Linked DNA regions of Mus musculus: regions 2 and 3 are each linked to region 1. Evidence: chromatin loops called from intact Hi-C (ENCODE). Cell type or tissue: heart. All regions are shown on one strand. Each heading gives the region's core, and the rest is flanking DNA. Links, peaks and the distances in the headings are about the cores only.

The links. A loop is a pair of places that touch in the nucleus more often than their neighbours do. Peaks named below come from ENCODE experiments on the same cell type or tissue, not always from the same donor. Only the 100,000 strongest peaks of a DNase experiment are listed, where the experiment ranks them.
Region 2: it touches region 1 in a loop (7-fold over the local background); 28 of 42 quality-filtered maps call a loop at or near these places.
Region 3: a loop joins it to region 1, with 5 times the contacts of the local background. A loop is called at or near these places in 15 of 42 quality-filtered maps.

What each region holds. Positions count from the first base shown.
Region 1 is chr7:101,226,130-101,236,051 of GRCm38, forward strand. Fchsd2 (FCH and double SH3 domains 2) reads left to right here. Exons shown (of 20, transcript NM_001146010.1): 9 at 7,743-7,865. Among named protein-coding and RNA genes, the nearest start is that of Gm50587, 27 kb to the right of the region's middle. In heart, for the core only: a CTCF peak has its summit at 5,555 (motif pointing left); no DNase peak of the experiment used is centred there.
Region 2 is chr7:101,057,780-101,067,701 of GRCm38, forward strand. It overlaps the pseudogene Gm5735. Among named protein-coding and RNA genes, the nearest start is that of Fchsd2, 46 kb to the right of the region's middle. In heart, for the core only: a CTCF peak has its summit at 3,789 (motif pointing right); DNase peaks (open chromatin) are centred at 2,822, 3,752 and 4,622; H3K4me3 peaks cover 630 bases; H3K27ac peaks cover 1,022 bases.
Region 3 is chr7:101,103,587-101,113,508 of GRCm38, forward strand. Fchsd2 (FCH and double SH3 domains 2) reads left to right here and starts at 5,189. Exons shown (of 20, transcript NM_001146010.1): 1 at 5,189-5,453; 2 at 7,153-7,250. The coding sequence starts at 5,433. In heart, for the core only: CTCF peaks have their summits at 3,279 (motif pointing left) and 4,849; DNase peaks (open chromatin) are centred at 3,705, 4,025, 4,825, 6,135 and 1 weaker place; H3K4me3 peaks cover 3,510 bases; H3K27ac peaks cover 3,205 bases.

The sequences.
Region 1 (9,922 bases), core at 2,515-7,514:
TAAAATAAAATTTTTAAAAAATGTCCCCCGGGGAACTTTATTCCTGAAATCTACTAGGCACTGATTTTAAATTCCTTATTTTAATGTGTTCAAAGAACTAAAATTAATTATATCTAAAGAGCATAAGGAGAATATAAAATTAAGGTTCACCAAATTTTAAAAAAATTATCAATAAGGATCTTGAAATGATTAAGATGAATGAAAAGTTAAAAAGTGAAGTAACTGGCTGGGAAGACAGAGGCAGGGGGACATCTTTGAGTTGAAGGCCAGCCTAGTCTAATGAGTGAGTTCCAGGACAGCCAGGGCTGTACAGTAGAATTCTGTCTTAGGAAAGAAAACAAAGTAAAATAACTATGCTGGAGTTTAGTTTAGTGACAGAACATTTCTCTAATATGTTAGAGCATTAGGTTGGATCCCTCAGCACTGCCCAGATAAATAAATACTGAGAGGATTTGGCAACAAAGCTGAGCTAGTAGAAGAGTCTGTGAACTTAAAGGTAAATGTGTTGCAATTATCCTGTCCAAGAATGACTGGTTAATATTGGTCTGCTTTGAAAGACAATGCATAAGGTTTGGTGTGGAAGTATATGTCTCTTTCCCTAGCGCGTGAGAGGTAGAGGCAGGAGAATTAAGAATTCAAGTCCATGGTGTGGCCTGGTGGCACACATCTTTAATCTTAGCCCTCAGGAGGCAAAGGCTGGTGGATCTTAGTTAGAGGCTAGCCTGCTCTACCTAGCAAGTTTCAAGACAGCGAGGACTACACAGAGAGACCTTGACTCAGGGCAAGAAAAAGGAAAGAAATTCAAGTTGTACAAGAAGTTCAAGACCAGCCTTGACTACATGAAACCTGTTTACAAATGAGAGGGAGGGAGGAAAGGAGGGAGAGAGAGAGAGGGAGTGTGTCACAACACAAAACAATATGTATAAAGCATTGTGATGGTTTATAATGCAGCATATGTTTTTCACAGTAGTAATAACCAGAGAGGGGGAAAAATGGAGCAATATAAGAACTAATTTGCTGTATGCTGCTAATATTGTGCTGTATTAATCCAAACCAGATTGTTTTGAAATAAAATGCTACTTGTAATTTCCAGACACATGCTACAAACATCATTACTAAAAACATGATGTAAGAAATAGGTAATTAAAATAGCACATAAAATACCTCTTAACAGATTCCATGAGAAGCTATTATTTCATTTTATAGGTGAGGAAATTAGAATGAAAGATTACCTTACACCAACTCGTGACAGAGTCAGATTCAGAAACCAATCTGTCACTAAAATCCTTTACTATGGTAAAAGGGAAATCATTGAAGTTTTCTGGTTAAAATAGTTCAGTTTTATTATTGCCATCTTCTTTATAAGTAACATTCTTTTGAGTGCATTTGATCAAGAAGCTTGAGTATTTTCTAGAGTGACGTTGCTAAGTGGTGGATCTAGGGTTTTAATGCGTGTTATGTGGTAGGGGACTTGCAGCCTGTGTCTTCCAGGATTGCAGCACACTGGAGATGGCCACAGTAGTTGGGCAAATCTCTCAGCCTGATATCTCTTCCTGCTAGTGGGTACTCAGTAGAAAGTACAACTTTTAGAAAAGCAATATTAGAGTCTTTCCTTGCTTTGCTTTGTAACTCAAAAACTATCTTATTTGCTTCTTCTTCACAGAACCTAAAGTAACTCAGAGCTTTTAAGTGAAATGACCAAGTATAAAACTAGATAAGGTATTTCTAATTTTACTTCATATCACTCGGCAGATTGAGTCATGGGCTAAGATATTTACACTTAAGAAATGCAGCCCAGGACTTGCTTTAATTTCTTTAGATTTTAGATTTATAAAAGGTTAATTTTTTTTTATTTACTGTTACAATTTGGGGACTTCTGAAAACAGATAAAAGCAAGTTGACTATCAGTGTTTTTCTTCCAGTGTCAGCAGAGGAGGACTGAAGGATTTCATGATTTAATTTTAAGCTATCTTACATTTATCATCTTGATATTTATTTCCTTGACTTTTGCCCAGCACTATTTTAGAAATGTCCAGTGGTCTCAGAAAAAGAGGAGCTTGTTTTTCTAGTCAGCTTGAAGGAAGATCTCAGGGTAATGCTGAGTACAGAGTCTGACCTTCCTGAATCTAAATAAGGAGGCCACTGTTTAAAGTTCTCTCTTAAGGGGAAATTACATCAAATGCTTAGAAAAAAAACGACATGTTTTTTTCTCCTAATTCCTAGCTCATCATAACTTTCCTCTTGAGCAAGTTCCAAGAAATTCATACTTTTCCTGTAAAGCACATGTTGAGTAGAGGACACTAGAATTCCATTTCTCATTTTGTCTTTATGATGCCCCCCTTTTCCCTTCCTATTTGAATACTTGCCCTTATGAACTTGTATTCCATACTCAATAGATGTTAAAGACCATGCAAATAGAATGAGTTAAAAAAAAAAAAACAGAAAGAATATGTAGAGAAACATTTCCATTTAGTCTCTAGCTAACCACAAAGAAACACAGCTGCTTAAAGACATTCAAATTCAGTGCTTTTGGGTTTTTAAATGCCGTTGGACTATTCCTATGTCCTGACTTAAGGCTTATGGTTTCTCAATTTAAGTATTACAGAATTCTTTTCCTAAATATTTGTATTAAGGGGATGAATAGTTGGTTCCACAGTTAGGAACACTTCTTGATCTTACAGAGGACCCTGGCATGATTCCCAGCACCTACATGGTGGCACACAACCATCTGTATGTAATTTTAGTCTCAGGAGTTCCATCACCTTCTTCTGATCTCCGTGGGCACTGGGCTTGCACATAGTACACATAGATACATGCAGCCAAAACACTGATACACATAAAATAATTTTAAAAGCCACTGAAAACTCATATTAAATAGTCAAAAGTTTTGAAAGATACACTTGGATGACTTACCTACTAAAGTTTTAAGTATTAGAGGCAATCCAGGAAGTCATACAGAGCACGTAAATTACTATTCACATGAACCATCACTATGTATGCCCATGTCACACCTTCAGAGTTTTGCTTCTCCTATCGTTTACCATTTAAATAGTTCTTACTTTAAGGGAACAGGGTGATGGCACAGTAGGACCCAAGTACACATGCCAGCACCTGCATTAGGCTGCTTACAGTTGCCTGCTCCAAGCAGGGGATCTGATACCCCTAGTCTCCATGAGCATCCACAGATACAAATAATTAAAAATAATTTTTAAGAATAGTTTTTACTTTAAAAATTTAAGAAACATATTATCATTTGTATTTGCTTGATCAACTTTAAAATAAAAAATTGTCTACTATAGGAAGCAGAGGAAGCCCTGAGTGTGTGTAGTCCTGGGTGAATGTGTAGTGTCAACATGGGCACAGCCATGCCAAGGTCTCCAAGGCCTTGGACCCATGGGAAATTGTCAAAGCCATTGCCATGTGGGCCAGGTTCAAGAGGGAAAAGCTTTCCTCCAGAGTCTTGTGTGTAAGGAAGTGACCTCTGAAAGCAGCAACTGAAGCTCCCTCCTCCCAGATATTTACAGCCTCAGCCTGACTGCTGTTTACAAGACTAGCCCCTCCCCACGTCCAGTCCCTAAAAAACACACTGAGGTTCTGAGTTGCCCACGGTAGCAAGTAGTAGTACCCCATCTGACCCCTGCTTTGCTGTGTGTTGTCTGTGCGTCCTTTCTTCATTCCCTCACCATCCCTAGTCAGGGTTTCAGGACCCAAGACAGTAGGGTCTCAGCAGTCTACTATAAGGCTTTTGATCTGTGTTGAAGAGGAATAAAAATATAGGAAGGCAAAGTATTAATTATTTATAATCAATTATCAGTGCAAATCAAGGTTTTTCTTATAATATAACCAAAAGACAGAGTTTGGAATATGGTTGATATAAACTATAGTTATTTTGTAATAATAAAAGGGAAAAAGAAGGCAACGTTTTATTTAGTGCACACACACTTTTTTTTTTTTAAGTTTAGGACCTTCCACATCGTACAGTTTGTGAACTCAGTTGCTTCTCTTTTGCTGTAATACCATCAGGCTTTTCAGTCATGAGGGCTAATGTGGATTCACCCATAGTTTTAAACCTATAAATTCTGATCCAATACGTTACTTATCAAACAGTTATTTGCTGAACATTGTCAGTATTTCAGGCTCCATGTTTGACCCTCAAGATTCAATGCTAAACAGACTGGCATGGCCCTTCCTGTTCATAGAGTTCAATAACCAAAAGAAGGACAGGCAAGCGTCAGAAGCACAAGATAAAGCCACGAGGTAAAAAGACAAGAACCATCCAGAGTTCACAGCGATCAAGAGAAGCCCTTAAGGCTGAATGATAATGAGCAAGGCAGGGAGAGAGGATGAGGAAAGGGCCTGTGACATGTGACATGTGAGCTCAGAGGCAAGAGAAGTGCTGGTAGAGCTCAGAGAGGCTTAGTTTAGGGAAAGTGTTGCAGGGAAGGGAAATGGCAAACAGGTGAACAAGGGGTCAGACAGAAGCCATGTCCAAACTATTCGGTCAGTGGTAAAGTTCAAAACAAACAAAACCTATCCTGAACATAATGCCTGGCCAGGGAAGAGTGTTGAATAGTCAGTCATATAAAATACAAGTCAGGGGTATCCTCCCTGATGCAGTGCGAAGTGGGATGTCAGGACCAGGCATGGTTACATATACCTTTTATCTGAGCACTCCAGAGACAGAGTCAGGCAGATCTCTGTGAATTTGAGACTAGCCTGGTATTCATAGTGAGATTCAGACCACCCAGGGCTATGTAATACTATCTTGAAAGGAAATGGGTTGGCAGAAATAACTGGAATAGGAAATTGCTAAGAAATAACAAAAGAACTTGGTAGGTTAGCAGTATAGCTCTGTGTTAGAGTGTACACTTTGCATGTGCGAAGTGCAAAGGTTTGATCACTAGCACTGCTAGTTAACTGTTAAAAAGCTTTGATTTCTTTCCTTTCTTCCCTGTTTTCTGGTACTCATACTCAGATAGCTAGTATAATGCCTAAGTACAGTTGACACTCAATAGCAATATCATTCAGACTACATAGGAATATAGTTCACCTTAAACTGCACGCCTTGTTCATGATACCTATATTATCATGTCTTGTATATAGGTAAAATGAGCTATTTCTTCCAAACAAGATTATTAGGATGAGCTACTAAGAATATTTCTAAGTCAAAAACTTCATATCAGAAAACATGTCTCTTTTTAAAACAAATTCATGAAAATCATGATTTAAGGTAGAAATTTTAATTCCATCTCAACACACTACAGTGTCCAAAATGTTCATAACTATTTGAAGTTTATATTTAAGGCATTTCTAGTATAGGGGAATGCCAGGGCCAGGAAGTTGGAGTGGGTGGGTTGGGGAGCGGGGGGGGGGGGGAGGAGATAGGAGATTTTTGGAGAGGAAACTAGGAAAGGGGATAAGATTTGAAATGTAAATAAAGAAAATATCTAATTAAAATTTTTTAAATATATTTAAGGCATTTATTTGCACTGCCTGTTTATAGTACTCAATGGTGCCATCTAGTGGTAAAAGAAGATTCAGCACTATTACTCTGCTTCGGGGACAGGTTTTGTTTTATTTCAAGTCAATTTTATATTAAAAGCTTGATGTAAAAGCCAGACACAAAGTACAAAAATAATTATTGTAAAATTTATATACATGATTCTTATAAATAACATACTAACATACAAGGAATAAAATAAATAAATAACATTCAAGGAATAAAAGAAAGAAGAACAATGTTAGATATCATAATTTAGCCCTGACTGTCCTAGAACTCAATCTGTAGGTCAGGCTGGCTTTGAACTCAGAGATCCCCTGCCTCTCCCTGAGATTAAAGTGCTGGGATTAATGATGTATCCCTCCACCACTTGGTTTAAAACACGTTTTTCAAAAGATACTTGAGAAAGTGAAAAGAGCAGCCCATAAAATGAAAGGAAATATTTACAAATTATTTATCTTGCAAAACTCTGCTATATACAATACATAAAGAGTTATTGCCATTTGAAATCAGAAATAGACTCCAACTGAGATGTATGAAGCAGAGGCTGGAGATGTAGCTCAGTTAGTGAACTATTTGGCCAGCAGTTCAGTTTCTATTACTGTATAAACCAGGTGTGGCAGCACATACCTGGAATCTCAGGTGGAAACTAAAGGGTCAAAAGCTAAGGGTGGGCCAGTGAGATGGCTAAGTGGGTAGAGGCACTTGTGTGCAGGCCTAACAATCTGAGTTGGATCCCCAGATTCTGCAGCACAGCGGGGAAAAAAAATCAGAATTGTACTCTGACTGCCACATATGCACCATGATGCATGTATGTCTTCTGTAAGTAAATATTTTTCTTTGAAAGTTGGAAGTACTTTTAGTTGTATTACAAGTTCAAGTGGTGCTACAGGAGACCCTGTCTCAAAAAAAAAAAAAAGCCAAAGGTTTGAATTAGATAATTCGCCATAGAAAATAGATCAGTATATAGCAAAACATGTAAGGGACTCACAGACAAGTAACTCCAGTCTAAGGAGATCTGATGTTCTCTTCTGACTGCCATGAACACTGTACACTCTATGTGTGTACAGACAGACATTCAGGCGAACACTCATCCACATAAAATAATAAAATATCAACAATAATACCAATAAAGAGCACAATGAATAACACACACACACACACACAAATAAGTGGTGGCAAGGACACAGAGAATCTTCATGAATTGTTGGTTGATAGGGTGCAGCACTCTGGAAAACAAAGTTGCCATATGGCCAAAGGCAGTTCTACTCCTGTGTGTCTCCCCTGGGAACTAGAAGCAGGTGCCAACGCTAAAATAAAGGTAGAAGTGAAACTCTAAAACAAAAACATTTTATTTGGACGTAACAAAAAAATAATACTGCAATCCAGAACACATGCACACACGCTGAAATGACCTCTAGAATGTCTAGGAAACAAAGGAAGGTTTGGCAGCTTTGTTGAGACAAAGAAATTTGAAAGCCATTATGAAAGAAAGCTCATTGGCACTTTGTGTGTTTGAGAGAACTAGGGAGCTCTCATTGGAGAGCAGCAACAGTCACTGTGCAAAACTAGCTCCGTGACAGTTTTGTTAATTGATGAGAAGAGAAAAATGTAGATTTTTAAAAGATAAGGCTGCTGTTTTGATAGTTTGGAATGGCAGGAAAGTTCTTAGAATATCTATGAGAGCTGAGTGTTTTCCCTTTGACCTCTCTAAGATGTGCGTGACGGGAGTGTAATCTATGTAGACAAACACGTGGGCATAAATGTTCATGACATTTTATGTTTTCTCTCAGATTGCTCTGTAGCAAATATATACTAAATCCTAATTCTACCACTAATGGAGGAGACTTGTGTTTATTGTATATGTGTTCCAGGCTCTGTGCCTGGATTCTTTCTTTCTGATAGTCCCTGTAAAATTCCTACATCTAATTGTCATGAAGTGGCTACAGAAGCAGATAAGCAAAGATCAGAAACTAGATGTTTTTGTCTCCAAAATATTCTGGTTTTTTTCCTAAGCTTTAGCAATATTAGATTTTTCCCCTTGTTGGTTGCTATTCATTAGAAATTCAGCACTACCCTAGTAACTGCTCACTGTTCACACGCTCTTATGTAATGCTCTATGCCTTTTGTCAGTTTATTAATAGGTTTTGAAATTGAACATTTCTACATTTTTAAAGACAAAGGAATTATGTGCCAAAGCACTATCATAATTTTTGGCTTCTATAATATTCCTCTCTTTCAGGCTCTTGATGGAAACGTGTATGACCACCTCAAGGATTATTTAATAGCCTTCAGCCGGACCGAGCTAGAAACTTGCCAAGCTATACAGAATACATTCCAGTTTTTACTAGAAAACTCCAGCAAGGTAATGTGTCTTTAATGCAATGACTAGTATTGCCATGTCATAATCTAAAGCTCTTTCCTGAAGATACTAATAATAGTAGAAACATGTTTTAAAGGATGTAGTTCTGAAAAAAATTCTCCTTAACAAAGTGAGAGAATGGGACACTTTCTGGATGAGTTGAATGAAAGGGGGGACATGATGCACAGACTAACTTAGCCATCAGTCTGTGGCCATACATATTGCCTTTGAGAAGAATCAGTGAAGAATGGCCTGCTCACAGGAACTTCAAATCCATTCAACTCAGTCATTAAAGAGAACAAGGTCATCTATCAATGCAGACAGTAAGAAAAATGAGCACAGGGAATGTAGCATGTGATAATTAATTTAAAAATAAATTCTACAGTGCCTTGGAGTTTAGTTTTTTACAAATTAAACTCACTTTCTATATGCTGTCATCCTTTGGTAATGATCTTTTCATTTAAACTATTGATCTATTAACTTTGCCAGCATGCCACACTGAATATACAAAGAAAATAAATATGATTATCTTTTCTCAGACTCAGATAAATTATGTTTATTTTTAAGGGTGGTGAATCTTTGCTTTAGGAGATAAATTATGTAAATGTTACTTTTCTTTCTGGAAAATGCATTATGAATATTTCCTGACTGTATCCATTTTAAAATATATACATTCTATCTAGATCTACTACTTCTAAGACCTAAGTTAATCCTTTCCTTTCCTTCCCTTAATCCTTCCTCTCCCTCTTCCTCCCTTCCTCCCTCCCTTCCTTCTTCCCTTCCTTCCTTCCTTCCTTCCATCCATCCATCCATGAAGGAGAATGAGAACTGAGTCATGTCTTTAGAAACTGTTTAGGAATCAGGGTATCCATTTTCACATGACAGGAATGAGAAAAGCACACAGATTCTTTATCCTGAACACTTCCCAATGCAAGTGTTCTTGTCTCTGTGTGCCTGAGCTCCTGATCCTATGGTAGAAACACATTACCGGGGCTGCGGGGAGCTCAGCAGCTAAGAGTACTTATTGCTCTTTCAAGGGGTCCAGGTTCAGATCCAGCACCCATGTGGTGGGTCGCTTATAACCAACTATACTCCAGGTCAAAGGGATCTGACCTCTTTGACCTCCATGGGTACTAGACATGCACATGTTGCACATAACACACGCATACAGGCAAAACACTCAACCTTGTAAAATCAATCAATCTACATTACAAATTTAAAGAAGGAAAAGTATTTAAGATGCCAAGTTCCCAGAACCCATAAAAGATGTAAAAACATTGATGTGTAGAAAGAAGGATGGATGAGTAGATGAATATGTTTTTGAAAGAAAAAGAAGAAAAAACTTAATCTTGGAATTGTGGTAATAAGTATACAGGTGTTCATTGTGGATATCTGTTTAGTCTATTGATTGATTTATTCATTCATACAATCATTCCTTTGTTTTTGAGACAGAGTCTCACAGTGTAGCTCTGATAGACCTAGGACTCAATATATAAACCAGGCTGTCCTTAAACTCACAGAGAGATCTACCTGCTTCTGCCACCAAAGTGCTGGGATTAAAGGTGTGCTCTACTACACTTAGCCAGTTCTTTTAATTTTAATATATGTGTTTGAAATCATAAGATAGTATTAGAGTAAAATGTCTATAAAACCTTACTGATTTTGTTCCTTCTGCATAATAATGGTTTTTGACTACTGTAAATAAAAATTAGTGCTTAATGGTCAATTCGGGTTTTCTGAAAATTTTTTCATCTTTTGCTGTATTTTAGTACATCCTGGCAGTTTTCATTTTCCTATAGAGTTGTCCACTCACCAGGTATGGTGGTGCCCATCTTTTAAGAGCCTGTGTGTCTCTGAGGCCATCTTGCTTGCACTTTATTTTTGGTGACACTTACCAGTCAGTTTTATTAATTTTGACAGAAATACTTTTTGTTTTGTTTTTCAGTGATCTGTTTCCTCAATTATTACCTTATCTAAAGTATTTCTTTCTATATTCTTAAGTGTTCTTGCTTTTGCTTGAAAAACTTATTTTTCTTATTTTCAATCAATTAAATACAAAC
Region 2 (9,922 bases), core at 1,762-6,761, 170 kb before region 1:
CCGGGATGGGGGAGGTGGTTCAGCAGTTAGGCATGCATGTTGTTCTTCACAAGGGCTTGAGTTGTCAGCTGCCTGTCACTCCAGCCAGTCTCCAAGGGCACCCATGCACCCACCGCAGAGGCTTACACGCACATGGCATATGCTTGCACAGACACATATGTGTTAATACAAATAAAAAAATCTTTAAAATGATAATGTCTCGTCCCTCAAAACCAGAACACTCTCTCTCTCTTTCCCTCCCTCCCTCCCTCCCTTCCTTTCTTTCTCTTTCTTCCTTTCTTCTCTCTTTCTTTTTTTATTTTCTTTATAATTATGTGTGTGTTTGTGTGTTCAAAAGTATCCATGGAATCCAGAAGAAGTTAGATCCCCTGGAACTGGAACGACAGGCAGTTGTGAGATTCGAGATGTGGGTGCTGGGAACTGAATTCAGATCCCTTGCACGAGTACGACTTGCTCTTGTCTGCTGGCTGACTTCTCCAGCCCCAAGGACATCAGGGTTTCCAGTAACATTACTCAGGATAGTAAAAAACAAATTAATAAAATGTGGACATAACCCAAATATGTGTACACTGATGAACAACTGAACAAAATGTAGCACATCCAGGCCCTAGACCATTACAGGTCCTGAAAGGGGATGAGGTACTGATACATGGTATGAAACAGGTGGATCCTGACACTGTAAGGTGGGTCACAAAAGATCCCATTTACATGAAAAGTCCCGAATACGTAAATCTGTCAAGATAGCAAATAGATTTGTGGTTGGTTAGGGATGAGGGGCAGGAGGCAGGGAGGCAGGGATGGGGAGTGCTTTCTAAAGAGTGTGGGGGTTTTTTGTGTGGTTTTTTTTTTTTTTTTGAAGTTCAAGCAATGATCTAAAATTGAATGTAGTGATGATTCTGTATGACGATGGATATTTTGAAAGCAGTGACAGCCAGACACAGTACAACACAACTGTTGTCCCAGATGCTAGAAAGCTGAGACAAGAGAATTGAGTGGGCCTAGGATATTTACCCATTTACTTTCTTTCTGACAAGGCCTCAGGTACCTCAAGATGACTCTGAGCTTCTGATTTGACATCACGTCCCAGATGCTGGGGTTACAGGCACATAGCAGTTAGGGCTGGAATCCTGAGCCTTAAGTGGACTAAGCAAACATCTAGCAATATAGCAAGACCCTGTCTCAAACAACCTGTAACCCCAGCTACAGGTCTGTGTGTGTGTGTGTGTGTGTGTGTGTGTGTGTGTGTGTGTGTGTGTGTGTGTGTCTGAAGCAGCCTGTCTGGGTTACAGGATGAGTTCATGGCCACTTGGAATAATTAGCAAGAATCTCTCTCCAAACAACAACTCGGGTTGCTAGCCCTGCAGAGTGCATGTACCCACTGAGCCGTCTTCAGCCCCTCTGTAATTTCCTATTTGTCTTTTAAAGAAATACAATCAATCCTTAGTGTACATGGAGGACTAGTTCTAGGTACCCGGATGGATGGCTGTTCAAGTCCCTGCTAAGAGCTGCCAGAGTGTGTGCATACAGCTGTGCGTACTCCTCAGTAGAATGCAAATCATCTCCAGATTATGTGTGACACCTAATGCAATGCAAATAGATGCCACACTGCATTGTCTAGGGAATAGTGGCAAGAAGTCAAAGTCTGTGGATGCACAGAATCATCTGCATATTGAGCTTCTAAAGAAGGGGTGGCCTGAGTCTGTGAAAGGAGAACTGAAAATTCGGATGGACGATTAATACCGTAATACCAGCAGCAGGAAGTTAAGGTGTAGGGTGACAGATTGCATATATATATATGCATACATATACATATACATATATATAGATATATACATACTCCTATTTTATGAATTTTCTTCAGTGAACAGAGAAAAATGAGAGGTAAAAAAAGTGCTCGTGTATGGGGCTGGAGAGATGGCTTAGTGGCTAAGAGCATTTGCTGCTCTTGCAGAGAACCCAGGTTCTCCTGGCCTCTGAGGGCACCTGCAAGCACATGACATACATACTGAGAAGCAGGTGTGTGCACGCACATAAAATTTATAAAGCTAAATGCCAGTTTAGATGGAGAAATAAAGTAAGCAACTGTTTTCATTTTAAAAGAAGGAAGAGAGCCAGGTGGTGATGGCATACTCCTTTAATCCCAGCACTTGGGAGGCAGAGGCAGGCAGATCTCTGTGAGTTTGAAGCCAGCCTGGTCTACAGAGTGAGTTCCAGGACAGCCAGGGCTACACAGAGAAACCTTGTTTTGAAAACAACAGCAACAAATGGAAAAGGAAGAAGGGGGAGGCAGGGAGAGGAGGGGGGAAGGCGGGGGGGGGGGGCAGGGTGGTGGTGGAAGAGAGGTGTGTGTGTGGGAGTTCTTGGTAAAGTTATTTGATTCTTAGCACAAATACAAAAGTAAAATCAAAGCAGCCACATTTACACTCACAATGCCTTCTCCATGCTTTAAGAATGCTTATGTTTGAGCATCTGTGTGGTGAGGTGTGTTAATCTGGTAGACTTGTATGTGAGAGCATGGGTGCACGTGTCCTTGCACTTGCAGGGAGGCCCGAGGAGAACGCAGAAGAATGTCCTAAGCCTTTCCAGACAGGGTTTCTCACTGATGGGCAAGCCCCAGGGATCCTTTTGCTTCTACCTCCCAGAAGCTAGGGTTATAGGCTAGATATAGATAACTCCAGCTTGAGGGGTTTTTATCAACTTGACACAAGCTGGAGTTATCTGGGAAGAGGAATCTTAGTTGGTAAAATACCTCCATCCTATTGTCTGTAGGCAATTAATGATTGACATGGGATGACCCAGCCCAATGGGGCAGGGCCATTCCTGGGCAAACGGGCATTGGTGGTATAAGAAAGCAGCGAGCAAGCCCCTGCCGAGCAAGCCAGGAAACAACATTTCTTTGTGGTTTCTGCTTTAGTTCCTGCCCCAACTTCCTTCCAATGAAGTGCTGTAAGCTGTAAAAAAAAAGAAACCCTTTCCTTCCCAAGTCGTGGTATTTCATCATAGCAACAGAGACCTATGTTAAAAACAAAACCAAAAAAACTTAGTGATGGAATCTGAACCTAGGTCTTCATGCTTGTCCAGTGTTCTCACACACGGAGTCACCAACGGAGTCTCACGCGGCTCAGGCTGACCTCGAACTTCCAACATAGCTTGTTACAAACTTGGCCTCCTTATCCTCCTTCCTCTACTTGCCTAATGCTGTTACCAGCATTTGCCAACGCACCAAGCTCTCCATGGGTTTCACAGCCTGTTCCTGAACTGAGTACCATTCACTCTTGCAAGACAAAGGTTTAACTCCAAATCCGTGACCTCTACCCTGCAGGTCCCCATCAAAGCATCCCTGATTCTCATCCAGTAGAGTGGTCCTCTACTATTGTGCCTGCGGCCTCTACTATTGCGCCTCCGGCCTGCCTGCATGGAATAGCTTTTTTTTTTTTTTTTAAGTTCTTCACATTTTTATTCTTTGTGCACAAAGACTAGCATGATTGGTTCTGCTTGGTAATCAGTCGAACAATCCATTCAAGGTCGCTTAGTCCAACTTAGTCCTTAGTCATTCGCGTACTGCCGGAAGCACTGGCGGCACAAGTTCAGCCCGTATTTGCGGATCAGACCGTGGCGGTTAGAGCAGACGCGGCAAGAGCGGGAACCCTGGCCGAACTTCCGTGGGTGACTCCAGTAGAGCTGCTGGTGACCCATCTTAGCATTTTTATCCCCAGTGCCCAGCTCATTCCTTCTATCCCCAGAGAGTTCTGAGTGGGATCTCCAGAGGGATTCAAGTCCCATGGATTGGACCCCAGGTGGCGCTGTCTGCCCGTGAAAGAGTCGAGGAAACCCAGAACCCGGAGCCTCTGGTCCCGGCAGCCAGCGATGAAACCTCAAATTCCAATCCTGCTTGTCCTCGCAACATCACCCCATGAAACATCATCCCACGCAACGCATCCATGCCTGGTTTATTCTCATTCTCTCTCTCTCTCTCTCTCTCTCTCTCTCCACCTCCCACTTCCCCAACCCCACTCCACCCGCCAAATGACAACTTTCAGGAGTTGGTTCTTCTTCCATCCTTCGGGTCCTGAGGAGCAAACTCAGGTTGGTTGGCTTTGCAGCAAGTAGCGTTATCCACTGAACCATCCTACCAGAACTCGGCGCCTGGTTTTACATTTCAGCATTTCAAGGCTGGATGCCAGAAGAAGTGGGTAACCCGCAGGCTATCCCAGCTGTTTCCTGGGGGACCTAACTTTCCCAGAAAATGGCATGAATATCGTTATTTCTTTCAGAATGCCACCTAAGTCTTTCTGAGGAGACGCTACTCCCCTATCTGGTACAAACCCTCTTACCTCCCTCCTTGTTGGAAAACATGGCTACGAAGTACAAGGTTCTGATTCTGAATCTAGCCCTGGTGTGCTCATTTCCCCAAGCTTTAGGGACCCTGTGTGTGACACGCAGACTAGCCCCAGCACTCTGGGCTACCAGTCCCCAGAATCTCTGCTGATTGAGAAAGGCAAGAGGTGTGGCCAGTCAGCATCTTGGCTAAGGGCAGGCTGCCCTGGAGTTGCCAGAAGGAAAACATTTTCCGGGAGCCGGAAGGGCTGGCAGAACCCAGGGCCGGGTGGAGAGACCACAATGGACCCTTGTGTGGTGGTTTAGCTTGGACTCACCCGCAGGCCCAGCTTCTAGGGCAGGGTGGGCCCTGTTTTCTGATCTGCAGCCAGACCCAGCTCCTAAACAACCCGCCCTGGGCCCAGACAGGAGCCAGAACTTTGCTTCAAGTCCAGAGGGTGTGAAGCACACAGGCCGGTGTCCAATGGCTTACTCTCCTCTGTCAGCCTTCCTGGAATCCTCCTGGCTAAAAAACTTCACATAAGCTTTGAAGGCCCATCTTCACAACCAGAAAGGCATCCAGCCCTGGGAGGTTTCTCCTTCAGGCCACCTAAGGGAGCTCAGAGCAGACCACGGTGTCCAGCCTGTGGTGACTTTGTTAATTATGCCTGGATTCTAGCCGGGCATGGTGGCACATGCCTTTAATCCCAGCATTTGGGAGGCAGAGGCAGGCGAATTTCTGAGTTTGAGGCTAGCCTGGTCTACAGAGTGAGTTCCAGGACAGCCAGGCTACACAGAGAAACCCTGTTTCCCAAAACCAAAAACCAAAAACCAAAAAAAAAAAAAAAAAAAAAAAAAAAGCCCAGAGTCCATCTTCAAGGCTTAGCTTCTCTACCCCAGGAAGCCTCAGTTTCCCCCTCTGCCAAGAGAGTTGGTAATTCACATCTGAGGGACAGAGATGCTGAGAGGGTATTTGAAGTGTCTGGCCTAGCCTCTGTCTCAGGAAAACACCCACCCAAGCCAGGCCAGACGGCTTGTGGCAGCCTGATGGTACTGTCAGAGATCAGGCCCTGGGCTCTGAATCTCCTCTGAAGCAGCGGACAGGAAGTCCTCCAGAGCACCCTGTGGACTGTACCCAACAATTCCCTTCTCTGAACCTTGAACTAATCATGCTTCAGGACAAAGGTCCTGCCCTTGTAAGCCTCTGAGTTGTTGCTGGGGACCCTAAAATTGCCAGGGTCCCACAGGCTCCTTCATATCAGCCATCACTGATTTAATCACAAAGGAGGTCTGGAGTTGCAGCTCAGCTGACAGAGGGATGAGCTAGCACAAAGCTCTTTAACCAGCACCTTTTAATGTTGGCTATAATGGTCTCAGAAACAAAATGTAAACAAACAAAACTGCCTTAAGTAGGCAATGGTGGCCTGTGCCTTTAAGTCCAGCACTCAGGAGGCAGAGGCACGCAGATTTTTTGAGTTCCGGGTCAGCCTGGTCTACAGAACAAGTACTAGGACACCGGGGATACACAAAAAAGAAACCTTGTTTCAAAAACCCAAAACAACAATCACACACACACACACATGCACACGCACACGCACACGCACTTCCTTAAGCATAGAAAGAGATCATACTTGAAGGAATTGCCGATAAGCTGATAACAGCCTTGCAGATGTCTCACGTTTGTTGGAACTTATTATGTAACACAGCCTGGCTTCAAACTCGTGACAGTTTTCATGCTTATGTGCTGACCTCCCAAGTGCTGGTATTGAAGGTATGAGCCACCACGCCCCACACAAATTGCTACTATTTAGAACAAGGAAATTAAAGGAGAAATACGAGATGTTGCACTTGGATCAAGTTTTAAAAGGGTTGAGATCTGAGAGGACAGGAACATAATGAAATGCAGAGATGTAGATTTCATGTCAGGCTGTGTAGCAGAACAGAGAACCTAGAATGTAGCGGGTGATTCATGTTGGCTGCTCTTTGGCACTTTGGACACATTTCTTAGGAATGTCAGGACCACAGGCTCAGCCCAGGTAAGCAGACCCAAAACAGGTCAAATGGTCATTATCCCTTCAGCATAAATAAGGCTGTGGCTTATTAATTCTAGGGCTATGAAGACAGTGACTTTGTGCCCCAGTGGAAATCATGGAGCTATCTTAGGTTTGAGTAAGAAGGCCAATAACACAGAGGACTGCTTCTGTTGCTAAGCAGTAAGAATGTGTTAGCAAGGGCAAGTGAGTACAGCTGGAAATACATGGATAGAGATGATTTCTAGCCATAGTTGGGTAGACCAGAAGTCCAAGAAACTTGTCTATGTTAGAAGAGTCTCTCTCTCTCTCTCTCTCTCTCCCTCTCTCTCTCTCCTTCCTCTCTCTCTCTCTTCCCCTCCTCTGAGTTTATTTGTGTAGGAGGGGTGACATTTGCCATTGTGCCCATGTAGAAGTCAAAGGACCACTTTCAGGAGTTGGTTCTTTGCCTCCATCACGTGGGTCCTGGGTGGAACTCGGGTTGTCAGGCTTGGTGACACAGAGCTTTACCTTCTGAGCCTTTGTGCCAGTCCCAATATCTTAAATAGCCTTCAGAGCTGAAGTTTCAGCCAAGAGTGCCTAACCTGAAACTACTGGGTGTCAACAAGCCAGGAACCAGGCTACCAGTTGTTTGTTCTTCGTGGCTTTATTGCCAGGTGAGGGTCAATGTACATTAGGAAAAAAAAAAAAAAAAAAAAAAAACCAAACCTGCTGTCAGTGGGAGGTACAGCCTGCTGTTCCAAGGTCACTTCTGTTATTGGTGTAAGTTGACAGCTGGAACCTGGTGCTGGAGTTTGACCCTGATTTCCTCTCTCCATGCGCCTTCACAATTACCAACTCCGGGGCTCAAACCCAATACAGTTTGAGAAGAGAGAAGGGCACAGGTTTGAGACATGGACAAACATTGGCTTGAGTCTTTAATTTGCTGTGTGGCCAAGAACAAGGTGCTTTGCTTCTCTGAACCTGTTTTCTCCGATTTGTTAATGTGGGCAAAAACATTTGCCTTTGAGGCAATTGCCTTTGAGGTTATCCAGATAAGAAAGGCCTTGTGTGTCACAGGCCTGTTGCATAACAGGGACTCTGTAAAAGGGACTGCTCTTTCCTCTCCCCAGGTGACAATGATGGGAAGGGAGCAGCCCTGGGCTGAGGGGTCAGGACACTTGGATCTGGTGGCTGGTTTTGTGGCTCTCACTGAGTCATCTGGAGAGACCTGCTTCTTTCTGCAATTCAGTTTGTTATTTGAAATATAAGGCAGAGGGGCCGGATGGTCCTGGTCTGTTTGTGTGTCACCATGGCACAAGCTAGAGTTTTCTGAGAGCGAGGGACCTCTAAGCAGCTCTGTAGGGCATTTTCTAGATTAATGATTGATGTGGGAGGACCTAGTCCACTGTGGCCATGCCACACCTGACCAGTGGGTGCAGGTAGCCTACGAAAGCAGATGGACACCTAGTTTGGTAGCACATGCCTTTAATCTCAGTACTCAGAAGGTGAGGCACAGGGATGTGTGTGAGTTCCAGGACAGCCAGAGCTACATAGAGGGACCATGTCTCAGAAAAAAACAACAACTACAAAAAGAAAGCAGGCAGAGCAAGCTGTGGGGAACAAACGACAGCAACGGTCCTCCATGGCCTCTGCTTCAGTTCCTGCCTCCAGGTTCCTTGTATTCCTGCCCTGACTTGCCCTCAGGACAGACTAAAGACTGTAAGCTGGAATAAGCCTTTCCTGCCCAACTTGGCTTTGGTCATTCTGTTTATCACAGTGATAGAAAGTAAGCATAAATAAATAAATAAACAAAGCTTGAGTGTGGCAGGAAATGGTCTATCTTGAGAGACAGGCCCCCAGCTTGAAGCTGGACCCTGCTATTGATGCACCAGATGGCCTAAGACATGCCCCTCTCCCTTTAGACTTCAATCTTCCCATCCCTGAAACTGCAGCAGGCTCTGAAGCCCCTTTAGCTACGATGATCTGGGTCCAAGGTTCCTACAGTGTCATATTCCCAGGTAGAGCTCCTGAGTCTGGGCTACCTGTCTGCTTGCTCATATCAACTGTCTCAGCTCTCGCCCTCTCCCTGTCAGAACTTCTGGACTTCGCCCTCACAGTCTCTACTTCCTCGCCTTATCCAAGACCAAAGAGGCTTGAGACTGTTCCCCGGTTGCTCTTCTTAGCACTGAGTATCTTAGAGTCTCTCTAGAAGCTTCTCCTTAGAAGTCTTAGGGTTTTCTCCTCCAGGAGCCCATTCACTTCACTTAATACATTGGATACTTGGGGACATGCCTATCCCAGCACATGGGGAGTGGGGAGAGATCCAGCGTGGCTCTTATGTGAGTTCCAGGATAGCCAGAACTACATAGTGAGATCCTGTTTCACCTTGCCCCCTACAAACAACACTTGTCAGAGGAGTTCCCTGAGCAGTGGTGAGTACTGTGGGCACATGTTCTCATTCCCCTGCCTCTGAGAAACCCCTTTTAAAGAAGCTCTGTAGAAACACACAGTGCAGATTGGAGAACAGGAACAGAGAAATTTAGCATGTTGCTTGTCCTTGGAGATGTATCCAGAGAACTAAAGCATTCTGAGCTCTGGAATAAGAGGAAGAAGGTGGCCCTGCTGGGTTGGTCTGGTCTTGCCCAATAGGCAAAGGGTAGAGTCACACTGTCATACCCACGTGTACACACAAGCAGCTACCTGGAGGCAGTGACAGACTAGTAAGCAGGCTCCTGAAAGCAACGTTACAAAACTTGGCCAGCTGCTGCCTTCAATCAGAGAGAGGGCTGCTCAAGTGGGAAACCTGGTTTACCCTGCTGGACCTCCATCAGGGCCTGCCCCATCTGGACTTTAGTCTCCTCCTGGAGACTCAGCCAGACACAGAACTCAAAGCTGCCCCATCCATCAGGAAATAAGAAAAGGTCTAAGTAGGTGTAGCTAGGCAGCCCCCTAGAGTAGGGGTTCCTCTGATCACCTTCAAGCCAAGCCCAGTTGCCCACAGAAGTCTATACACTCATCAGCACACAAGTGTCCCTAGGGGCAGGGGTTGAGTCATCTTGAACTCCAGGGCCCATTTTAGGACTTGGCAAAATACAGACACTTTAAAAGTTCCTTCACTCTCTGCCCTATTTCGAGTCTTCCCAGCACTGACCCATCAGGGCTGTAGCAGGACCTCCTTCCAACAGAAACAAAGAGGCCTTAGAGTGGGCAGTCCCTGGCTCCAGGGTGGAATGCTAACGTTAGTCCAAAGCAGATCCTGAGGGGAGCAGAGCTGCAGATCTATGGATAAAGCCTTGACAGGCCCTGATTCCTTTGTTTCTGTCCAAATCCCTACATGATTCCCGGGCCCCAGCATATAGTCAGCCTTCGGCTGGCTAGATATAAGGTATTCAGCCGAAGTGCTAGGACTTTCTGCTTCCCCCTCCTTGGGTACTTTCCTTCACTCTGCCCTAGGAACTCAACAGGCTCTGAAGGTCATGGGCCACAGAACACCAACGTGACCTTTACTCAACAAGCTCCAGCTATGGAAAGGATAAAGGCCACTGTTCTCTACCTGGTGACTGTCACATGCTGGATTTCCTGTGAAGCACATC
Region 3 (9,922 bases), core at 2,330-7,329, 120 kb before region 1:
AGTGGTGGAAGCTCCGTTCAGCATCCCACATAGACAGTCACTCAGCCTTCTCTGTTGCATCTAGACTGGCAGTCCTTAGCTTAGTCCTACTCAGCCCTTTATATATTCCATACACCTGACAGTTCATTTAGCCTGCACAGCAGTCCCCCTAAGAGGGAGAGAGGAAAAAAAAATCTGTTACTATCAGTCTGCAGAAATGGAAACTAGGACTGAAGTGACATGTCTGGAAGCAAGCACCTAACAAAGCCAGGGCCAGAACGTTCACCTGTCTGCCAGCTCCAACCATATCTCTGGGATTTATACTCCTGTCCTTATGCCCTCAGCTGTAATACTCATGGGCAGGAGCCCCAAATGACCAGGAAATTCGTTTTTCCATTGCCCACACCTTAAGGACTTGCCTCTGGACTTAGATCTCTGCTACTGCTACTGCCTGATAGGATCAGGCCTCTGACTTTCCTGGCCTTGTATGTCCCAGTGTGGTGACCTCAGGTTAAGCACTGAGATTGGGAGCTCTTTGGGACAGAGCTCTAGTCTCACCCCAGAGACCTACTTGTGACTAAGTCCAGAATAAAGACCTTTGTTGAGGAGCAGTTGATGGAATCCAAGGCTTGGTTCTGCTACCTACTCACTGGGTGCCGTAGGGAAAGCCCCTGCTCTATTCTGGTGGCTGGATTGGGATTCTGTCTTGAGAGCTCATTTGAGAAGACAGGTATAATCCCCTGGAGGGCTGTGGTGAGGGAATCCACTGAGAGAAGAACAAAGGGCAGTGGGGGAAAGGAAAGGTGACCAGGGTAGTAATGAGGCGAGAATGGGGCCCTCAAACCCAGTCATCTTCAGCAGTGCCTTCAGCTGGGCTTGCTGAGACCCAGGCAGGGAATGACCAGCCTCTGGATGCGCTGACAAGATTTCCTGCGCAGCCTGTGTCAAGGTGCGGGGGTAATGACAGAGAAAGGAAGCAGATAGGACTGTGGAAGTACGTGTGCAAGAGCAGTGTGTGTGTGTGTGTGTGTGTGTGTGTGTGTGTGTGTGTGTGTTTGTGTGTGGTGTGTCTATGTGTTTCATTGCAACATGGGCAAGAGGATGGAAGAGGCACCTATTGTAGCCACAAAAGGACTTCTGTATACTTTGCTTCCAGGAACTATTTGGAGTATCAGAGAAGCCGGCCTTCCAGTTCCCACTTACAGCTATATCAGGCCAGCTTCCCCCACCCCCTTTTATTCATACCCTCTTATTCAACTAAATAGAATTTGCCAAAACACCCATATGAATTCACAGTATATATCTTTGTTATCTTTTGTTAAATTGGATATTTTCTTTATTTACATTTCAAATGTTATCCCCTTCTCCCACACACACACCAAACCTCCTATCCTCTCCCCCTCCCCCTGCTTCTATGAGGATGTAGGACAGCTTTTAATCCTGGCTCTGACTTTAATCATCCCTTCAGGTGCTTATTAGTATTGCTTCAAAGTCAGAAGGATCCATACACCAAGGCTGGTTCTTTTATCAGTTCGGTGCCTCTGGATAGTTCTTGAGCCTCTGGATAGTTTATGTTTGAGTCTCAGTGTGTGAAAATGGGGTTGTATGTACTATAAGGAGATGTTGTGAGAGCAAAAAACAATGTAAAAAGCATGCTCATTTCCATGCCCGAAGCATGGAGGTAGGTACAAATGCTCACTCTTGGTATCTTTCCAGAGTCAGGATCCCATATGTGGTCTCTTTGATGGAAAGGGGCCAGTTACCTGTTACACAGCCTCGGGATGGAAATGCTCGCTTCCTCCATGGATTGATCTGCCTGGAAAACCTTCCTGAGACCTGAAAAGATTTGCTAATTCTGTCTTTGAAGGCACAGAGCATGCTGCTCTGCAGATTTCCCTTCAATAATCTAAGAGATCTTTCTGCTAGCAGTGTGCTTACTACTATGACAGAAGCAAAACTCTTCAAGTCCCCATACTCTCTGGAAGAGGGACACTTAAGTCAAGTTTCCAGAGATCACAGAAATCCCTTGCTCCGTCCTATATTTTATGCTTCCAAGTCTGCTGCTTTATTCCTGGTGACATTAGTCACCATTTTGGTTTTGTAATGTGACATCTGAGAGCAGCAACTTGAGCAAAGAAGGGTTTCTCTTGGCTTATGCCTTAAGAGGATGCGGATCACCATGGAAGCCACGTCAGTGGCAGCACAAGGTGCTCAGGCACATTGTACCTGCAGTCAGTAAATGGAGAGATTAAAGATGGTGCTCAGCCTGCTACCTCCTTTCCCCCCTTTTCATTCACCCTGGGGCCGTATGCAGGGTGAACTTGGAAGCATGAGAAGGGCAAATGACCTATCTCTTGTGGGTCTTAGGGTTCTTACTGTAGAAATGAAGAAAATAATATGTCATAAGGTTACTGTAAACATTAGCTTGAAGAAACCATAAGAAAGTTTAGGATTTGAAAAGGCACACTGCAAATTAAAAAAACTTAAAAAGATTTACTAGTTTTTGTGTACAAGTGTTTTGCCTCCATGTATGTGTGTGATTAGATGCAAGCCTGGGGCTTGCAGAGACCAGAACATGGCATTGGATCCTGTGGGCCTAGAGTTACAGTCAGTTGTGAGTGGTTATGCTGGGAATTAAACCTTAGTCCTTTGCAAGAGCAATAAGTGCTTTTAACTGCTGACCCCTCTCTCCAGCCCCACCTTCTTTCTGTCCTATCTATCTATCTATCTATCTATCTATCTATCTATCTATCTATCTATCTATCTATTGGGTCTCTGTAGACAATTTGGGCTGCCTCAAACTCATGATCCCAAGGGCTTGGATTACATTAGTAGATGTTTGAGACCATGCACAGTATCATTTACCGTATGCTCTAGATGAGCTCCAATATCCACTGAGTGCACAGCAGATCAGTGGTCTAGGAGATCCCAAATCTTCCAACATTCAGAAACTGTATATCCTCAGTATTCACTTCCAAGGACGTGAGGCAGGATAATCCCCGAGACAGAGCAGCTATGCCCAGGACTAGAATTTGGAAACCCTTGATCAGGCACCTGCTGCATGCAGGCCATCTGGGCAGGTGCTGTTATCCTAGCTTTTCCACTCAATAGTCTGGGACTGCGGGTGAATCTGCCTTGCTCACTTCCATACCCTAGTGTTTGGTGTAAGCTTCACATAAAGCAGGGTGGCAGCAAATATTTTACCAATGAAGGAATCAGTGAATGTTTGTTCAGTATTGACCATCTGACAGTGGTGAGGCTGAGAATAGGGCCACCTCCCGACCTCTAGTGGTTGTGCTTCAGAGGAGGTCAGGACTCTGGGTTCCCATCCACTCTTCCCTTGCCCCAGGCCTTCCTTGATCTGAATGAGGACACTGGTGGCAAATGGATGGCTTCAAGGAAACCAGAAACAGTAGAGTAGGCTTTGTAATTTATACACAGCTCTCAACTCTTGACTCCTCATCTCATCTGTTAGCATGTAGGTTAACTCAACATAAAACACCTGGGTAGGAGTTCATCTTCTGGTCACAGAGCCAGTAGGTTATCTGGTAAGTAAGTCATCCTGGTCTAGTCCAGTCTCATGGACTTCCTTTTTGGCCTGAACTGAGTTTCTGAGAACAGCTATCTGGGACTGCAAGTACTGAATGAAGTGGGGGAGGGGGGAGATCCAGCTCACACTGTGGCTGCCTGTGGAGCTGTGGCTCAAAAATAGTGCCTAGGAACGAGGAAGAAGGTTTTCTACTATTCCAAGCAACCCAAAGGGAGCCTGATACTCCTTGGGTGGTCTGGACAGAGTGAGAAGGTGCCTGATAGGACCCTGAGGAGAAAGAGCATTGTCATTGCCAGATGAGGTTGAGTTTATTCAAGTAGTTCAGGACAGGCAAAGTGAGTTGACCTAGAAGTCCTCCCTTCCAGACAAGGGCTTCCTTCAGAGGCTTCCTCCATGGCCCTTGCTGTCTCCCTATGGTTCTTAATCTCACCTAATCCTTTCCTCTGCCATGCTAGTGATGAACTCAGGGCCTCTCTGGCTGCTAGGCATGCGCCCTAACACCAAGCAAGATACCCCTCCTCACACTCAGCCCTTGGGATTCTAGGCATGCCATGTGACCTTGAGAATGGCTCCAATTCTCTGCGGACACCAGCCTTCCTATCTGTGATATGGGAGTGACCGATTCAAGAGATTTTCATTCTTTTCCTCAGTTGACTCCACGAGGTCTGGCTAAGTACTCTGGAATAGGGCATCCATTCCTTTGCCTGGCAATTTTAGGTTATTTCACCTGTCCTCCAATGGCATAGGTCTGGCACCTGCGGCTAGTTGTAAAAGGACTTGTTCATGCTAAATTTCTCAGTGCACGTTTAGCTGACTAGGAGGGAGGGTACGCTGAGGGACTGAGAGAAAGCAAAATCCCGAATCCTCTTAGGTACCTCCTTCCTTATTGCAAACAATCCCACTATGAGCCTAGCCCCCCTCGACTCCTGCCAAATTCCCACACAAACTGTGCAGCCGCAGATGCAGGCGGGAGGCGGGGGCGGCCTGTGCGCGTGCGTCGGAGCAGAGTCCTCTCCCTCCCACGTGCGCGCTCCCGGAGGAGTCGCGCGCCCCAGCGGGCTGGCGGGAAGGCGCGCGGGAAGCCCCCAGCTGCCTGCTCGGTGTGGGGGGAGGGAGGACGGGAAGCGTCCGGAACGTTCCATCGTCGGAGAGAACTGGGGTAGTTCTCGAGTCCCGTTCCCGTCCCCACCGTTCCCCTCGGCCGAACAATCCGTGAAGTTTCCCCCTTTCTCACACCGAGATCCGGAGCCCCGTGGCGCGGCCTGGCTAACCTCCCCCCCTCCACTCTGAAGCAGGCGGTGTGGCCGGGAGCGCATCCCCTCTGCAGCCGGAGCGGGGCGCTGTGGCGCGCGCCAGGGGCCGGAAATTCCCGCGGCCTGAGTGGTTGGCGGAGCTCTAACAGGGGAGCGTGGCGCCGCCTTCCTCCTTCCCGGGCCGGGCGGGGGCGTTGGGCACCGCGAGGGCCGGGCTGCCCGAGTGGGTGGGGGGCCGCCGCGTCAGCCAGCTGCAGCCGGGCCGCGGCAGGCGGCGAGCGCGGACGACGCGGCCGCTCCTCCTCAGCCGCCCGGCGAGCCGCGAGCCCCCCCCCCCCGGCGGCCCCCGCCCCCTGGCCGTCTCCGCCTCCTTCCCTCACACACCCCCCGGGCCGCCCGGGCCCCAGGCCTTCCCGGCGCTCCTCCTTCTCTCCACACTCGCTGCGACCCGGCTGCTCCTGCCGCTCGCCTGCCTCGCAGCCTCCGGGCCGATTCCTCTTCCTTCTCCTTCCCAGGCTCTCCTTTCACACACACACAAGCGCGCGCCCTGGCTTGCTGGGCCGCCCCATTTTCTCCAACCCTCCTCACCCTCACAGTCCTTTAAACGCCGCCGTCAGGGGTGGGCGGAGGATTGATGTCCCTTCAGCATCATGCAGCCGCCGCCGAGGAAGGTAAGGGCGCAGCTGGCGGGGGGCTTTGGAGATTTGGGGGGTGGCGGTGCGTACAAAGAACGCGGCTGGGGCGACCGCTGCGCCCCCTCCCCCTTCCCGCAAGGGACCGTGACCACTCTAGCTTCTTGGCTTGTCAGAGTTGCCGCCCGCCCCAAGCAGGGGGTCGCGTGTACGGGGTGTCTTTCTGACGGAGGGGCGGCCAGTGCTCCTCAGTACTAGGGAGGACACCTCCCTCCCCCCGAGACACTCGCTGGAGTTTTTTTTTTTTTTTTTTTTCTTTCGGGCATGCATGTGTGTGTCTGTCTGCATGGCAGTGCTGCCCAGAGCAAAGTGCATTCTCAGAGCTGTATGGGGGAGAGGCGGGGGAGCCCCTGCAGATTTGCAGAGCCTTGTGCGTGACGGATTGTTTAGTCTGCGCCAGGTTCGAGCCCTCCAGTCGCTTGTCGACACTCCACCCATTGGCAAATTCGCGGGGGGATTTGTTTCAAGTCTCGCCTCAAGATTTGGCCTTTTTTTCCCCCCACGGGGCTGCGGAAAAGAAGTTGGAACGGTCTCCGCCCTCCCACCCCAAGGGAAAGCAAATTAAGGATTGACGGGTCCTGCTTAACCCCCACCCCCCATCCCTTTTGCCCCGCCTCGGGCTAGGGGGCCAGGAAAACAGCAGAGCTTCCAGTACGAAATCCAGAACCTGGCGTTGCATGGTTTGAGCACTACGGTTGGGGTTTGGATGGCCTGGGTGGCAGTGACGGTGCTCTGGGGCTGCCAGCAACTCGGCTGCTCCCTTCTACACCTTTCCGCACTGCCAAGGCTGTGTCCTTGCCTTTTTAAATCTTTCAGATGGATACTAGGTATCTACTCTGAGCAGTGGGTAGAGACAGTTACATCCTTCCCTTGTGGGCAAACATTTGCCTTATGAGTAACTCATCATCTATGCTTCCCTTTCTTTTCTCTTCTTAATCTGATTTTTTTGCCCAGTTACTGATCCTCCCCCTTTCCCCCTGCACGTGTACCCCACCTCTCCATGTAGCTTTGCTCTGGTGGTCGGGATTCCACCACGATCACACACCAATTGAAATCCCAGGGTCCGGCCTGGCGAGGATGGCTCCAGCCAGCTGGCTTTGGCGGTTCTCTCTGTTTGAAGTGGGCTGCCACCCGGCCTGGCTTGCTGGGTTAGTTTAAAAGCCCTGCATATGCTGGAAGGTCACTTTTGCATTCTCCTTTGTGAGAAAGAGATTATGATTTGATGTGCTGTCAGAGTGGAGGGCATCATTCTGAGACTGTGTGCTTTCTTGCAGCCATTACGGAATATTTTATGTAGTTTATTCGTGAATATTATTTCATGATTGTGTACATTTTGGTCGCTAGGTATTAGGTACACTCATCTGTGCTCCCTGCTCCTGTGGTTAATGTCTGAATCTTTGGGAAGCAAGAGAAAGCAGAATGACAGTTTGCACCCCTTTAAACTGCAAATTTTTTTTTTGTATTTGTGAATTTTTATTCAGCCCCTGTCTTACATTCCCTGGCTAGTTTTTTTCATTAAACTTAGTTAAGTAATAAAATTGGATGGGAAATACGAACTTTTTGGTCTTTGGGGATAGGAAAACTAGAAGTATACATTCTAACAAATAGTGTCTTCTTTAAGTAATTTTTTTCCTTCAAATTGTAGTAAAAGCCTTCATAAATACATACTGTGTTTTAGGTGAAAGTTACACAAGAGCTGAGAAACATTCAAGGTGAGCAGATGACAAAACTTCAAGCCAAACATCAGGCAGAATGTGACTTACTTGAAGACATGAGGTAAGATTATAGTAGGAGCTGGAGAACTTCTGTATCTGCTGCCCAGAACCCTTGAGTGGCCAAGCCCTAGGATCTGATGATGGAATTTCCTTTTGGATTTCCTGCTTTCAGGCTGTAGAATTTCGACTCAGCTGGAAGTTAGAACAGGAACTAACACAGTTTAAATTCGACGTACACACACTGTAGAAAAATGAGGGCCTTAAGAGTCTTATCTGTTAGAGCTGGGCATGGTGGCTTATGCCTTTAATTCCAGCACTCGGGAGGCAGAGGCAGGCAGATTTCTGAGTTCCAGGCCAGCCTGGTCTACAAAGTGAGTTCCAGGACAGCCAGGGATACACAGAGAAACCCTGTCTCAAAAAAGAGTCTATCAGTTAGTTTGTAATCACTCAACTGGAAATTCTTACATCTTTTCACTGAGTTGCAAGTTATTTATTGGCTTTAACAATTCTAACATTTTAAAGCTGACACTTGTGGTTAGTGGTTAATATCTGGGATGAGCCAGTCACCCCAGATGAAGCTATACTAGCACTATTTGGCAAGTATTACTTTGTGTTTGAATGTGCAATTCAGTGAGAATGATATGTCATGTTTTAACTAAAGCTACCTATATTCATAACGGGAAACTCTGAATTTAATAGCTAAGGTCTTGCACTAACATTGTGAGAATGAATGTTATAACAGGGTAGTAAGATGGACATGGTGGCATGTATCTGGAATCCCAGTAATCCCAGTGCTCTGGAGGCTGAGATAGGAGCTTAAGTTCTGGGACAGCCTGGGCTATACAAGGAAACCCTGTTTCCAAAAAACAAAACAAACAAACAAACAAAAAAATCAAAAATCCAAAGGTACTGTAAAACATGAGTAGAAAGTAGGAATTGCTTTCTTTCTTTTTATATTTTGTTTTTTTGAGGCAGGGTTTCTCTGTGTAACCTTGATTGTCTTGGAACATAATCTGCAGACCAGGCTGGCTTTCAACTCAGATCTAGCTGCCTCTGCCTCACAAGCTCACTGAGACTAAAGATGTGAGCTGTCACTACTCAGTTGGGATTATTTTCTTTTTTTTTTTGTTTTTTTGAGACAGGGTTTCTCTGTAGCCCTGGCTGCCCTGGAACTCACTTTGTAGACCAGGCTGGCTTTGAACTCAGAAATCCGCCTGCCTCTGCCTCCCAAATGCTGGGATTAAAGATGTGTACCACCACGCCAGGCTGGGATTATTTTCTTTTTTTTTTTTTTTCCATTTTTTATTAGGTATTTAGCTCATTTACATTTCCAATGCTATACCAAAAGTCCCCCATACCCACCCACCCCCACTCCCCTACCCACCCACTCCCCCTTTTTGGCCCTGGCGTTCCCCTGTACTGGGGCATATAAGGTTTGCGTGTCCAATGTGCCTCTCTTTCCAGTGATGGCCGACTAGGCCATCTTTTGATACATATGCAGCTAGAGTCAAGAGCTCCGGGGTACTGGTTAGTTCATAATGTTGTTCCATCTATAGGGTTGCAGATCCCTTTAGCTCCTTGGGTACTTTCTCTAGCTCCTCCATTGGGAGCCCTGTGATCCATCCATTAGCTGACTGTGAGCATCCACTTCTGTGTTTGCTAGGCCCCGGCATAGTCTCACAAGAGACAGCTACATCTGGGTCCTTTCGATAAAATCTTGCTAGTATATGCAATGGTGTCAGCGTTTGGATGCTGATTATGGGGTGGATCCCTGGATATGGCAGTCTCTACATGGTCCATCCTTTCATCTCAGCTCCAAACTTTGTCTTTGTAACTCCTTCCATGGGTGTTTTGTTCCCTGGGATTATTTTCTTAAAGGAAGTTCGTTCCCTCCCTCCCTCCCTCCCTCCCTCCCTCCCTCCCTCCCTCCCTCCCTCCCTCCCTCCCTCCCTTCATTCCTTCTTGGGACAGGATCTTTCTGTTGTAGTCCTGGCTAGCCTGGAACTCACAGAGATTCTCCTCCCTCTGCCTCCAGGTGCTGGGACTCAAGGCATGCACCACCACACTTGGCCTGCCGCTTATTTAACAATCCTGTAGTACAAACTGACAGTTCAACAAATATTTTTGTAAAGGATAAAAGATGATTTGCATATTCAAATAGAGCAGGTCCAACCAATTCTTACTTATATAATAGTTATCAAATTGGAATTAAGTCTGTAAACCATTAGTTGGCAATTTTCCCCAGAGTGTTCCAGCATAATGTTTTATGAAAAACATTATCATGCAATGTTAGGATAAAATTATGTATGTTTTAGATAACTAAGCATTTTAAAGAGTTTATCCCCCCCCCCAAATGCTTACTTTAGACCTTTTTGTCTTGAGCATTTCTTCTATGCAACTGTCTTTGTAGGATTTCTAAGGCATATGCTGGCGTGCTGGCACACGCTTTTAATCCCAGCACTCGGGAGGCAGAGGCAGGCGGATTTCTGAGTTCGAGGCCAGCCTGGTCTACAAAGTGAGTTCCAGGACAGCCAGGGCTACACAGAGAAAGCCTGTCTCGAAAAACCAAAAAAAAAAAAAAAAAAAAAAAGTTTTCATTAATTTTGAATATACAAAGATTGCTTTTCTGACTAGAAAGTGTTCTATTTCAATTCTGAATTTCTCTTTTAAAATACTTTTTTAGATTTTATGTGTATGTGTGTATATCTTTGTGTGTGTGTGTGTGTGTGTCTG